Linked DNA regions of Homo sapiens: region 1 is linked to region 2. The links are chromatin contacts, found by Hi-C in ENCODE. All regions are on one chromosome and are shown on one strand. The core of a region is the stretch at or near the end of the contact, and the rest is flanking DNA. Distances in the headings are between cores, read along the strand shown.

Region 1 (6,017 bases), core at 1,482-3,981, 2.3 Mb after region 2:
TACAAATGTCCAGCATACAGCAAAAAGTGTTAGTCACATTTATTCACATTTCTAGAATAATTGGTAGTTTTCAAGGCACTTTCATGATTTCTCACTGCTCTAAAGGCAAGGTCCCAATTCCTGCCTTGATATGCCGGGCTCTTGGTGCCTGGAGCCCTCCCTACCTCATTGCCCCATTTCCCTCCATCCTGCCTCAGACTCTGCTTTCCATTCAGACCCATGGCTCCGACCTGCACCGTGCTCTCTTCCCCTTGCCTCTGACTGCACCTGTGCATAGGCTGTATCTTCCATCTGGAAAGCCTCTCCCCACCTTTCACACCCTGTTCTGTTCTTTACTGCCAGCATCTCCTCCAGGAACACTTTCCAGCCCAGCCCAGCCTGACCCCAGGCTAAGATTGGTACCCTCCTGACTTGGGGTCTCATAGCAAATTTACTCATTTTTTCCTGCCCCTGGCCACACTACTGCCCAGTCCCACACTGGACTGTAGGGCCTGCCTGCCTCCCTGCCACTAGAGTATGAGCAACTTGTGGGCACATTCTGTGTCTTTTTCATCCTTTTCAGTTTTCTCCTTGCAGAGTCTAGAGCACAAGATGGATAAGTAGTACAGTATCTTATTCTTACTCCTGGCAATAGGGTTTGGTTCTGTGTCCCCAACCAAATCTCATGTTGAATTGTGATCCCAAGTACTGGAGGTGGGGCCTGGTGGGAGATGATTGGATCACAAGGGTGGTTTCTAGTGGTTTAGCACCATTCCCCTAGTGCTGTCTTGTGAGTAAGTTCTCATGAGATCTGGTTGTTTGAAAGTATGTAGCACCTCCCCATTCTCTCTCTCTTCCTCCCGCTCCAGCCATGTAGGATGTGCCGGCTTACCCTTTGCTTTCTGCCATGATTGTTAAGTTTCCTGAGGCCTACCTGGCCTTGCTTCTTGTACACCCTGTGTAACTGTGAGTCAATTAAACCTCTTTTCTTTATAAATTACCCAGTCTCAGATAGTTCTCTATAGCAATGTGAGAACAGACTAATACACTTGGTAACAGGGGTGAACAGGGGCCTCAAAAAGCTATGTCCAAGTCCTAAGCCTCCCCACCTCCACCCACCCCACCCCCATTCAGTATCTGTGAATGTGACCTTATTTGGAAATAGGATTTTGCAGGTGTAATTAAGGATCTCGGCATGTGATCATGCTGGATTTACAACAGGCTCTAAATTCAAGGATGGTGAGAGAAAGGAACAGGGACCTTTCAGACACACAGACACAGACAGACACACAGGGATAAAGCCTTGTGCAGACAGAGGCAGAGACTGGAGCGATCCGTCCACAAGCCAAGGATCACTAAGGATGGTCAGAGCCGCCGGAAGCTAAGAGAGAGGCAAGGACGGACTCTTCCCCGGAACCGCCTGGGGGACCACCCCTGCTGACTTCTTGCTTTCAGACTTCTGGTCCCCAGAATTGTAAGAGAATAAATTTCTCTTGTTTTCAGCCACCATGTTTGCGGTAATCAGTTACAGCAGCTCTAGGAAACAGAAATAAGGGGATCACTGTGAAGTGCAATATGAACACACATATGATGCCTATATACCTGAGTCAAAGTATTTTCTGTTTATGATTTGGTTTCCTTTTGGAAATCCCCTTAAATGTCTAAACTGCTTCACCACCACCCCTCAAGTAAGTGCCCCCTTCCCAGCCTCACCCCCAAGCGGGGTAAATCACCCAATGTGGTCTAGTCAGCATTCTACTGGCCTAAGCCAGCTCATGCTCTTGACTTGGCTGCCCTGTTTCTCCCACTTTCCCCTTATCTGTTACATCCCACTCCCCAGCGTGGAGTCCAGTTGGATTCCATGACTTTGTGTAGCCTCTGCATCTGTGACACCTGTTCGTTCACTCCCAGTCCTCTCGACCTGCAAGTTCCTCCTTTCTTCCACATCCAACCCCAGGAGCAGCTCTTGCAAGTTCCAGGATGCCCCCACCCCCAATCCTGATCTCACTGCCCTCCCAAGTAGGTCCTCTTAAGAGCCCAACTCCCAGCACAGAGCATCTGTGAGCATGTCATGAGTAAACACATTTTCCTGCACAATCAATACACTGATGATGGTGTTGTTAATTTCGAGCAGTAGTAATTAAAGAAGGAGGACCTTTTCTTGTCTATCTACAACACATTTTCAGGTTTGAAATCACACATGTTATCTTTAACAAACCCATTTCTCCTCAAGACATTTTCTTACTTACTTCATCAGACACTTGAGAGCTATCCGAATAAAAATGAAAATATGCTGGCCTCCAGGAATGGTATCTTTCCTGATACCTAATTAAAGCAAAAGTCAATATCTAGTCCCACCATAACTGATTTGCTAATTGTGCTGAGGTAGGTAATATTCTTACTCTTTAAGTCAACTACCACCCATCTCTACCCTGAAAAAAATTATTAGATTTTTTGCAGTGAAAGCAAACCAAATGAAGGCATTTCACATTCCTGGGACACTGCAGGTATTTTTATTATTAGGAATGTGTCTATGCAAAATAAGAGGCATGCCAATTAGCAACATGATTAGTTTTCTCCATGACGGGGGGAAAGGCACCATTGAGAACTCCATAGTTTATTGTTGTAATTTTGACACAACTCAGTAGTTTTCCAGAAGGTCAGAGGGCCTGAGGCAGATGGTGGGCTTCCTCTGATTCACCACAGTGACGTCCTTCCTGGCCAGGCCCCGAGCCCTGGTTCAGGCCATTTTTATCTTCCCTCCTGCGACTGCCAAAGCCTCACGCCCGGCCAGCCTGCCACTTCCCACAGCCTCTCCGTCCATCCGCCTAGAGATGCAGAGCCACCTCTCACATAGCTGATGATGTCACTGTCATGTTTAAAACTTTCCTCTCACCTTTGCCTTGGGGATAAAATCTGAACCCCGAGACCCATTCTCTCTGAGTCACATCCGCCTCACACGCTCTCTGGCAGCAAGAGACACCTGAACTCAAACCACATCAAAGTAATTTGTGTTTCCAGCTCATTTCACTCAGAGCCAATTTGCAGCATTTCATAAATGAAGGGGTTTTCTTGTTGTTCATTATGCCTATAGCCCTCTGTTTTATTTACTCTTGAACACTTCGGTCACTTTGCCTTTGCATTTTGTTATAATGTAACCTACTTGTTTAATTTGTTTTATTGTTTTTAAAATCCTGAAAAGACTAAACAATAATAAGCCCCTGAAAAGTGTGCAAAAACACACACACACAAAGGTGTACTGATGGTATTGTGGTTATGGGGTAGATTGTCCTTATTCATAGGAGACCTTTGCTGGAATTTTGGGCTGAGGTGTCATCATGTCTGCAGTTTACAAATGTTCAGCTAAAAGAAAAACTGAGTGTGAGAGAGTGAGACAATGTGGAAATTTTTCAAAATAAAAAGTTGGGGGGAATGGGGAAAGTGAATTGAATTTTAAGTAAATTCATCATTCAACAATTTGATCCTACATGAGCCAGCCTTTGGGAAGCAATGACTTTTAGCACCCTTGCCTCCTTATTCCACTCCCTCTGCCTGAATCCCTTGGTAAATCTAAGGCCCCAGTCCAAATACCTCCATGATCTTTCACTTGCTCTTTGCAGGCCAATCTAATCTCTCCCTCCTTTACAGTAATATTCTATCGTCCATACTCTTCATTCCTACAATGTTAATATTGCATTTTGGGTTGCTGTCAGCTTCCCGTGAGCAATTTGAGAGCTCCTAGTGCCTAGGATAGGGCCAGGCATACAAAACGTGTTCAAATATGTCATCCTAGAGGAAATCAGTGAGGAAATGAGTAAAACCATGCCATCTATTTTATACAGAATGACATATATTTTTTTGAAACACAGTCTTACTCTTTTGTCCAGGCTGGAGTGCAGTGGTGCGATCTTGGCTCACTGCAACCTCCACCTCCTGGGTTCAAGTGATTCTCGTGCCTCAGCCTCCCAACTAGCTGGGATTACAGGCGCATGCCACCATGCCTGGCTAATTTTTGTATTTTTAGCAGAGACAGCGTTTTGCCATGTTGGCCAGGTGGTCTCAAACTCCTGACCTCAGGTGATCCTCCTGCCTTGGCCTCCCAAAGTGCTGGAATTACAGGCGTGAGCTACCATGCCCAGCCTTCTTTTATCCACTAGGGTACTTGAGAAAATGAGGCAATATGAATTGAAACTGGGCCCACAAAAGCTCACACTTAGAGAGCCTGAGAATTCAGGGCTCTGCAAGTAAGAGAAATGGGGTGTAGCAACTAAATGAGTTTTTCCAGAGAACTATCCCAGAAAACAGAGACTGGGGAAATGGTCTTTCTTTGGTGGGGGGTGTACTGATGCTGCTAGCTGAGGAAAATGCCTGGCCGCCCCAGCCATGGGACCAGCCTCAGTCTTACTTGTCCAGATGTGCTGGTTTCAGCCTAATCCATCCCAGGCAATTCATTAAGCATCCCTTGAGGAGCTGGCTTCTAGTCTTTTCTTTTCTGTGGATCCACTAGATTTGCAGGGGCTCACGCAAAGTTTCATCCACAGGTTACGGCAGATCCATGACAAAGAACAGAGCTTTTGTGGCCAAGAATGTTTGCAGCCCTGAAATGCAAGAAGGTGTGACAATCTGGTGAAGCCCAAGGGAGGGCATTTTATAGCCATCTCACCTTGGACCGTCCACTCAACTACTTTGTTTCACGCCATCTTTACACCTATTGCACCTATTATGCCCTTTAATGACATCCTTTCTTGGTTGTTGAACCTCAACACATCATAATTCAGAACACTTTCAATCCTAAATTGGCCTTTACAAAGCATTTCTAAATTCCAGAGTATCTTTTTTTATTATACAGCATATTAATGTGTATATCATCTCCCATCTCTTCAGAATTATTATCTGACTCCAAACTCTTACACTATTTTTTTAAATGCAAGGGTTTTTGGAACTGGGTCATCATCTAGATTCCTACTAAGCCTTTCTTTTTTTATTTTTTAATTTTATTTTAAGTTCCAGGATACATGTGTAGGACGTGCAGGTTTGTAACAGATAAACGTGTGTCATGGTGGTTTGCGGCACCTATCAACCCATCACCTTAGGTTATATTAAGCCCCGCATGCATTAGCTATTTATTCTGATGCTCTCCCTTCCCCCACTCCCCACACCTGACAGGCCCCAGTGTGTGTTGTTCCCCTCCCTGTGTCCATGTGCTCTCATTGTTCAGCTCCTACTTATAAGTGAGAACATGCAGTGTTTGGTTTTCTGTACCTGCATTAGACTAAACCCTTCTTCTTGCTACCTCCACCCAGTACCTTGAAGGATGGCATGGAGGAATGGAAAGACCAGAGACTATGTGACCTTTCTAAATACCCAGCATCTCTCTAAACTTGAGATCCTTCAGCTCTAATTAAATAACAGCAATTGTGCCAAACTCAGAAGACTGCCTTAAGTAGTAAACAATGTAATAAATACAGTATCTACTGCATGTAGCAATAGATGCTGGAAAGATAACTGTATTAGTCAGGGTTCTTCAGAGAAACAGAATCAATCAGACAGAAGAAGAGAAAAAGAAAGAGATGTGTTAGATGCTATTATCCCACATGATTATGGAGGCTGAGAAGTCTTACAACCTGCCACTGGCAAGCTGAAAACTCAGGAAAGCTGATGATGTCATTCAAAGACCTGAGAGCCAGAGAGTCCGTGGTGCAGATTACAGTCCAGGTCCAAAGGCCTGAGAACCAGGAGAACCAAGGGCAGAAGAAAATCAATGTCCAAACTTGACTAGTCAGGCAGAGAAAAAATTTAACCTTCCTCTACCTTTTTGTTCTATTCAGGCTCTCAATGGATTGGATCTTGCCCACTCACACTGGGGAGGGCAATTTACTTTACTGAGTCCGTGAATTTAGATGGTAATCTCTTCGAGAAACACCTCAACCTGACACACCCAGAATAAAGTTTAATCAGCTATCTGGGTATCCCTTGGCCCAGTCAAGTTGGCACAATTAACCATCACAATGCCAGTTCCTTTCCTATTCTAACAATAG
Region 2 (5,873 bases), core at 1,071-3,570:
TGTATTTAATATGAAGTTTGACATTATTATGTAATAACAAACTTGATGGCTTTTCCCCGTTTCAGAGAGCTCTAAATCCTCTAAGACAAAACTAGTACCAGAGCACTAAGAAATCTTGTTTTTGTTCAAAACTCTAGCCCAGAAAGGCACCAGTTAGCTTTTAAAAGTATGTGCTCTCTCCTCTTTACTAACTGCGGTGTTAGTGGATAATTGAGCTAAGGTTTATACCTGTATTTTCCCCCTATTTCAAGATTTGTTGTTGGATCTGCAAATGATTCCAATCAAATACAACTGTACTTGGAAAAAAATCATCCGTTGTTAAGACTTTACATTCCTTAGTTGCAGAAGTAGTTTTTTTTCCTGCACAATACCTTTTAAAAAATGAATATTTAATATGTCAATATATACTCTGAAAATAACCATTTATATTTTAAATTCTGAGCTCAGGTTATTTTCTAGACATTGTAATTTAGAATAAAAATACTTCTCCAGTTCTACATTTTGCCTGACTGTTAAAAATGATTTTGAGATTAATAAGTTGAACCAATTTTCTATTCACCTGACCAAATTCTGAACCATTTGAGTTTTTTAAAAAGTACTTTTTCCTTATTGTAAAGGCAACATAAAACTTGGTTCATTGGACAGGATAGCAGAGATAAACATTATACATGAAGTATAGTTCCCTGGGGCAATGTTGCTCTCTTTCTACCATGTTTATTTCGATTTATATAAATTTGAGACACTGAACAGAAGTAGAATTCAAATAGAGAATGAGGACTTATAAAAATGTACACTCTGCCTACATCAGTAAGAGTATGCTAATTTATAAAATTAAATATTTAATCTTAGTTCACTTGTAAACCAAAATCAAGTAAAGTCTGAATCCACCTTCTATTGCTTTGGGGGTTTGAGTCTATATTCTAGGATTCATTTAATAGTTTCATTTCTCTAAGCATCAAGCAAAACAGTTAAAATTACAAAACAGAAACATAAAGTTCACCTCATCATGTAGTATGGATCACTCTGTTATTCTTTATCTAGACCTTCAAATACTTTATGTAAAATGTTTCTATACAAAAGGAAACACAGGATTAGTTCCTCCTCTAATGCTTCTAAAGAGCTCTACCATGGAAAGCTCTCTCCCTTCCATTTTGCAAGTCTCAACAAGTCTGCTGCTGAGTCAGAACCTCCTTTTTTCCCTGATGTAAGAACTATTTCTCCCTTGAAAATTCATAAAGCTTAGGAATAAATTAGAGTCTCCCTGGGGGGAAGGGGCGGGGACGCCGGAATGAATGTGGTGGGGAGGAGTCCCACGCTGCAGCCCTGATGGCACACGAAAGGCTTTTATGAAGCGGAGCTGGCCCGGGGTTACTATGGGAGCTCGCCGTGGAACCCGTTCCACGCATCCGAGTGTGTAAATAACCACGCGGAGCGTGTTTGTTCCAGGGACTTTGTTCCTTCTTACCCAAGTGAAAATGCCTGGAATATAGCCGAGGCTTCATGTTTACCCTACAGAAACACCCTCGGCGGCTCTACGACGTCGGTGACAGCACTCCTACCAGCGCCTAAAAACAGAAACAAGCTTAGAGGGCGCTACCTAGGGCTACAAGGAGGCCCTAGATCGGGGACTCGGGGTCTAGAGGTGCGCGGCGAGGCGCTCAGCGGACTTCAAGCCGGCAGAGCCCAGACGCTAGTTCACCACAGGACCCCCGGGCTGGGCCGGGCTCCCGCGTTGCGCTGGGGGCCCCTCGGGCGCCTATTTCTACGCGGGTCGCACAGTGCAGGCGCCGGTCGGGGTCCCGGGCCTCAGTTTCCCCCGCGGGCCAGCCCCGCTCTGGGAAGCCCGAGTGGTGCAGCAGGGCTTCTCCCCACCCAGGGCGGAACCGAGGTGACAGGAAGGAGGAGGCACCGCGAGGGGCGGAGACGCGTGCGACCCAGGCAGACTCTGCGCGGATCCCGCGCCAAGGAGGGGCCGTTGCCCAGGAACCGTCCCTCCCTCCCGCGCGTGCTTGCCCTCGTGCGCGCGCCCGCCCAATGCTCCCGACCACTGTTTGCCAGCCGACCCCCACCCCAACCGGCCTGTCCATTTCCCCGGGAGCGGAGAGACCCAACGGGACACGCCGCTCGCTCCCGCCCTCCCGGGAGCGCGAGCGCGCCCTCGGCTGCGTCTGCATAGTAATGAGGGGCGGGGAGGGGCGACGGGGACGCGGTGGCCTCGCGCCCGCGCGTGCCGGGACGCACCGCGGGGGGCGGCGCGATTGTGAGGTGGCGCTGACGCACGTTCCGGGGTTCTTAAGCGGCCAGGGCGGCTACGGCGACTGCGACGGCGGCGGCGGCGGCGATCGCCGCGAGGGGTGGTGGGGCCGAAGTCGGTGCCCCCTGGCTCAGTCACGGTGTCCCTCTCTCACTGACTCCCCCTCCTTCCACCACGGCCGCGCAACCCCAGCGCCGGCGGCTTCCTAGGTGGGGCAGGGGACGAGGAGCGTCTCCTCCCGCTGCCGGCGGCCTGATAAATGAGGGATTTCGGGTTTGGGGTGCTGCAGACCGCCCCGCTCCGAAGTAGCAGTCCTGGGCCCCTGTTCTGCGGCGAGGCGTATGGTCCTTACGCCGTGGGGTCCGTCAACCCGCTGCCCTCCGCCACGCCCTTCGGCCCACTGTCGCCACCACCGTTGCCTGTCACCGGCTTCTTAGAGGCCGCCTCCCCCTTCTCCGTCCCCCTCGGCGGCGGCGCGGGCAGCCCGGCCGCCGCCGCTTCCTCTTCCTCCCCGTTCCTGGCGCATCAGCAGACCATGCAGGATGAGCTGCTTCTGGGGCTGACACAGCAGCCGGCGCGGCCGCTTTCGGGGGCGGCGGCCACGGAGAAACTCCCCGACCACCACCCCGGCGGCGGCACGATCGCGGGTGTGACCCACCTCCTCCCCTCCCAGGACTTCAAACCGAGTCTGCACCACCCCTCCTCCTCCTCCGCCTCCTCCTGCTGCTGCTGCCGCACCTCCTCCCCGCAGGACTTCAGTAAGCGGCAGCAGCAGCAGCTGAGCAGCCAGAAGAGGAAAGAGTTCAGCCCTCCCCACCTTCCCCACCCTCCGGACTCGAAGCCGCCGCCGCCGCCTCCGCCGCTCCACTGCCCCGGTCGGTTCAGCCCGCCGCCGCCGCCAGCCGGCCCGCTCCTCCAGCCGGCGCAGCTCGCTCAGCGCCAGCAGCAACAGCCGCCGCAGCAGTTCAGCCTCCTGCATCAGCAGCACCTCTCGCCGCAGGACTTCGCCCCGCGGCAGCGTCCGGCAGACCTGCCCCCGCTCCCGCAGCTCCCTCCCTCGCCGCCTGCAGCCCCGCGGCGCCGCCACGGAGGCGCGGGCAGCCCTCGCAAGACCCCAGCCGCGGGCGAGGGCAGCGCCGCCGAGTCCCCCAATGCGGGCTTGGCCTCCTCGACGCCGGTGAACCCCGCGCCGGGCTCCATGGAGTCCCCCAACCACCCTCTGCTCAACAGTCCCAGTAACCTCCTGCCCGGAGGTGCGCTTGGCGCGGGCGCCTTCAGCAGCCTGCAGAGCCCGGACCTTCCACACCCGGGCGGCGGCGGCGGCGGCGGGGGCGGGGGGCCCCCAGGAGGCGGAGGGGGAGGCGGCTCCGCGTCGCCGCCGCCGCTGCCCGGCTTCGGCACCCCCTGGTCGGTGCAGACCGCGTCGCCGCCACCCCAGCCCCAGCAGCCGCCGCCGACCCAGCCGCAGCAGCAGCCGCCGCCACCCCAGCAGCCGCCCCAGCCGCAGCCGCAGCCGCCCGGCTCGTCTGCCACCACCCCGGGCGGCGGCAGCGGCGGCTCGCTCAGCGCCATGCCGCCGCCCAGCCCCGACTCAGAGAACGGCTTCTACCCCGGGCTGCCGTCGTCCATGAACCCGGCCTTCTTCCCTAGCTTCTCGCCCGTGTCGCCGCACGGCTGCACTGGGCTCAGCGTTCCGACGAGCGGCGGCGGCGGCGGCGGCTTCGGCGGCCCCTTCTCGGCTACCGCTGTGCCCCCTCCGCCGCCGCCCGCCATGAATATACCTCAACAGCAGCCCCCGCCGCCCGCGGCGCCGCAGCAGCCGCAGAGCCGGAGGTCGCCCGTCAGCCCGCAGCTCCAGCAGCAGCACCAGGCGGCGGCCGCCGCCTTCCTGCAGCAGAGGAACTCCTATAACCACCACCAGGTACGGCGGGCGGCGGCCTGGCCGCGCCGCGGGACCGGGAGACCATGGGCGGGGGACGGAGGCGGGGGCAGGGCAGCCGGGGACCCGACCTTAGCCCCGAGAGAAGCCGCGACGGGGGCCACTCGCCCAAGTGAGAGTGGAACTGAGGGCGGACAACCGTGACAGGACTCGGAACCCCAGCCCCCGGTGGGTTGGGAGGGCAGTGGCCACCGTGGGCTGTGGGGGCGTGGGAGACGAGTTCGCGCTGGGAGCCGCGGCTGGCCGGGCGCCCCCTCGAACGTCCCGGCGCAGCAGTGGGGACTGGGGCAGGGGCCGAATAGCGCCGGGGCCGCGGGCGGCCGGGCGCGGCGTCTCAACCCGGCCCTCCTAGCTGGCGCACCCCGGGATCCGCCCTGTGCCCTGGGCCTGGAGGGCCGCCGCCCCGGACCCCCGACGCGGGGAGGCGCGGCGAGGACCGGGGGCTGGCCGGGGGCCTCGGAAGAGCGGCCGTGGGAAGTGAACTTGGGCAGGGGAAAAATGATTGCTGGAGAAGGTGCGTGCGGAGGAGCCCAAGACTCTGTCTCGCTGTCCAATGAGGGAAGGCGGAAAGGCTTTTTTTTTTCTTTGGAGTTTGTTTATTCTTATTTGGCCGGCGGTGATCTCGCCTTGAAGCCTCAGCCCCTCGGGCGGTCAGTCGAGCCGCTCCCAAAGCTCCGCCCGATCAACCTGCTGGCAGCGCCGCACCCTGGGCCGCCGGCCCAGGAGGGAGTCGGGAGGGAGCGGCCGACCGCCCTCCTCGCAGGACCTGGTTCCCGCGGGGCCGCCTCCTTGGCTGTCACAGGACTGGGAAAGAGAAACTGTTAGTGACCGCTCGGGTTCAAACCGAGATATCCCACGAATGTCTTAGTTTCTGTGCTTTTCAATGTTGGGGTCATGTTTTGTGGGTTTTAAGACAAAACTGAACTTGGATCTGGGATTGGTGTGTTTCCTCGTAGACTTTCGGTACATTTTTTGGTTGCCTTAACCTTCTACAAGGGAATATGTGGGCCGTGTGTATTTTAAGTAGGTAATATTGTGAAATGACACTGGGCAGAATTTTTATTTTCCGGATCTTTTTTGATTCAAGATCTTTTTTGTTATTCCCTCAATACAATTTTTGGGTGACCGCTAGATTGGTAAATTGGCATTGAAAGAGTGTCTTGTTGGTTTTGAATCTTGTTAGCATTTGTTGCAGAGTTCATTCTGTTTAAGTCCATTTTCTATTTTCGTGATTAAGGATTGACAGAGACGCAAAATATGACCTTAACCCCATAACTTTTTCAGTTGACCAAAGTTTTCAAGGATTAGTCTTTTTAAAGTGAATATTATCTAAATTAACCCAAGTGAAAGTTAACAGTTTATCTAAGTTAACCAAAGTGACAGTGAACAGTTTTTGTTGAATCACTGATTTCTTTCTTAGAAAAGAGAATGTGGCCTATGAGGATTGAAAATAGGGATTTTGAAATAATGTTCCACTTTTTCATGATTTTTATAACCCTCAGCAACTGTCTTTTGTGTCTCAGGATCTTCATTTTGTTATCTGGAAACTTGCCCACAGAAAATTATCTGTAGGTAATTTTGTATTTACTTAAAGTTGTGGTACAGAGCGTTGGAAGAACATATACCATGATCCATATTTAACTGTAATTTGCTTTTGGACAAAAGATGGGTCTAGCCATG

What was found. Hi-C counts contacts between places; a loop is a spot of excess contacts on that map. Pooled maps may share reads with other maps.
Region 1: a loop to region 2 is called in a map of CD4-positive, alpha-beta memory T cell, with 13 times the contacts of the local background. The contact joins the enhancer-like site here to the promoter of CPEB2 in region 2. A Hi-C loop is called at or near these places in 3 of 168 maps with a recorded cell type or tissue (CD4-positive, alpha-beta T cell, CD4-positive, alpha-beta memory T cell and naive thymus-derived CD4-positive, alpha-beta T cell) and 8 of 50 pooled maps.

Annotation. Positions count from the first base shown.
Region 1 is chr4:17,333,905-17,339,921 of GRCh38, forward strand. No RefSeq gene overlaps it. Among named protein-coding and RNA genes, the nearest start is that of SNORA75B, 16 kb to the left of the region's middle. Within about 2 kb of position 2,732, at least 6 of the 41 ENCODE cell types and tissues checked have a DNase peak (open chromatin) inside an H3K27ac peak, as active enhancers do.
Region 2 is chr4:15,000,161-15,006,033 of GRCh38, forward strand. CPEB2 (cytoplasmic polyadenylation element binding protein 2) reads left to right here and starts at 2,321. Exons shown (of 12, transcript NM_001177382.2): 1 at 2,321-4,175. The coding sequence starts at 2,514. It overlaps CPEB2-DT (CPEB2 divergent transcript), which reads right to left and starts at 1,885. Exons shown (of 8, transcript NR_038857.1): 1 at 1,778-1,885; 2 at 1,466-1,565; 3 at 1,001-1,069. It overlaps C1QTNF7-AS1 (C1QTNF7 antisense RNA 1), which reads right to left. Exons shown (of 6, transcript NR_125911.1): 6 at 4,782-4,997. RefSeq lists enhancers at 1,310-1,359, 4,201-4,767 and silencers at 1,600-2,459, 2,960-3,269, 3,320-3,469, 3,570-3,779, 4,160-4,759.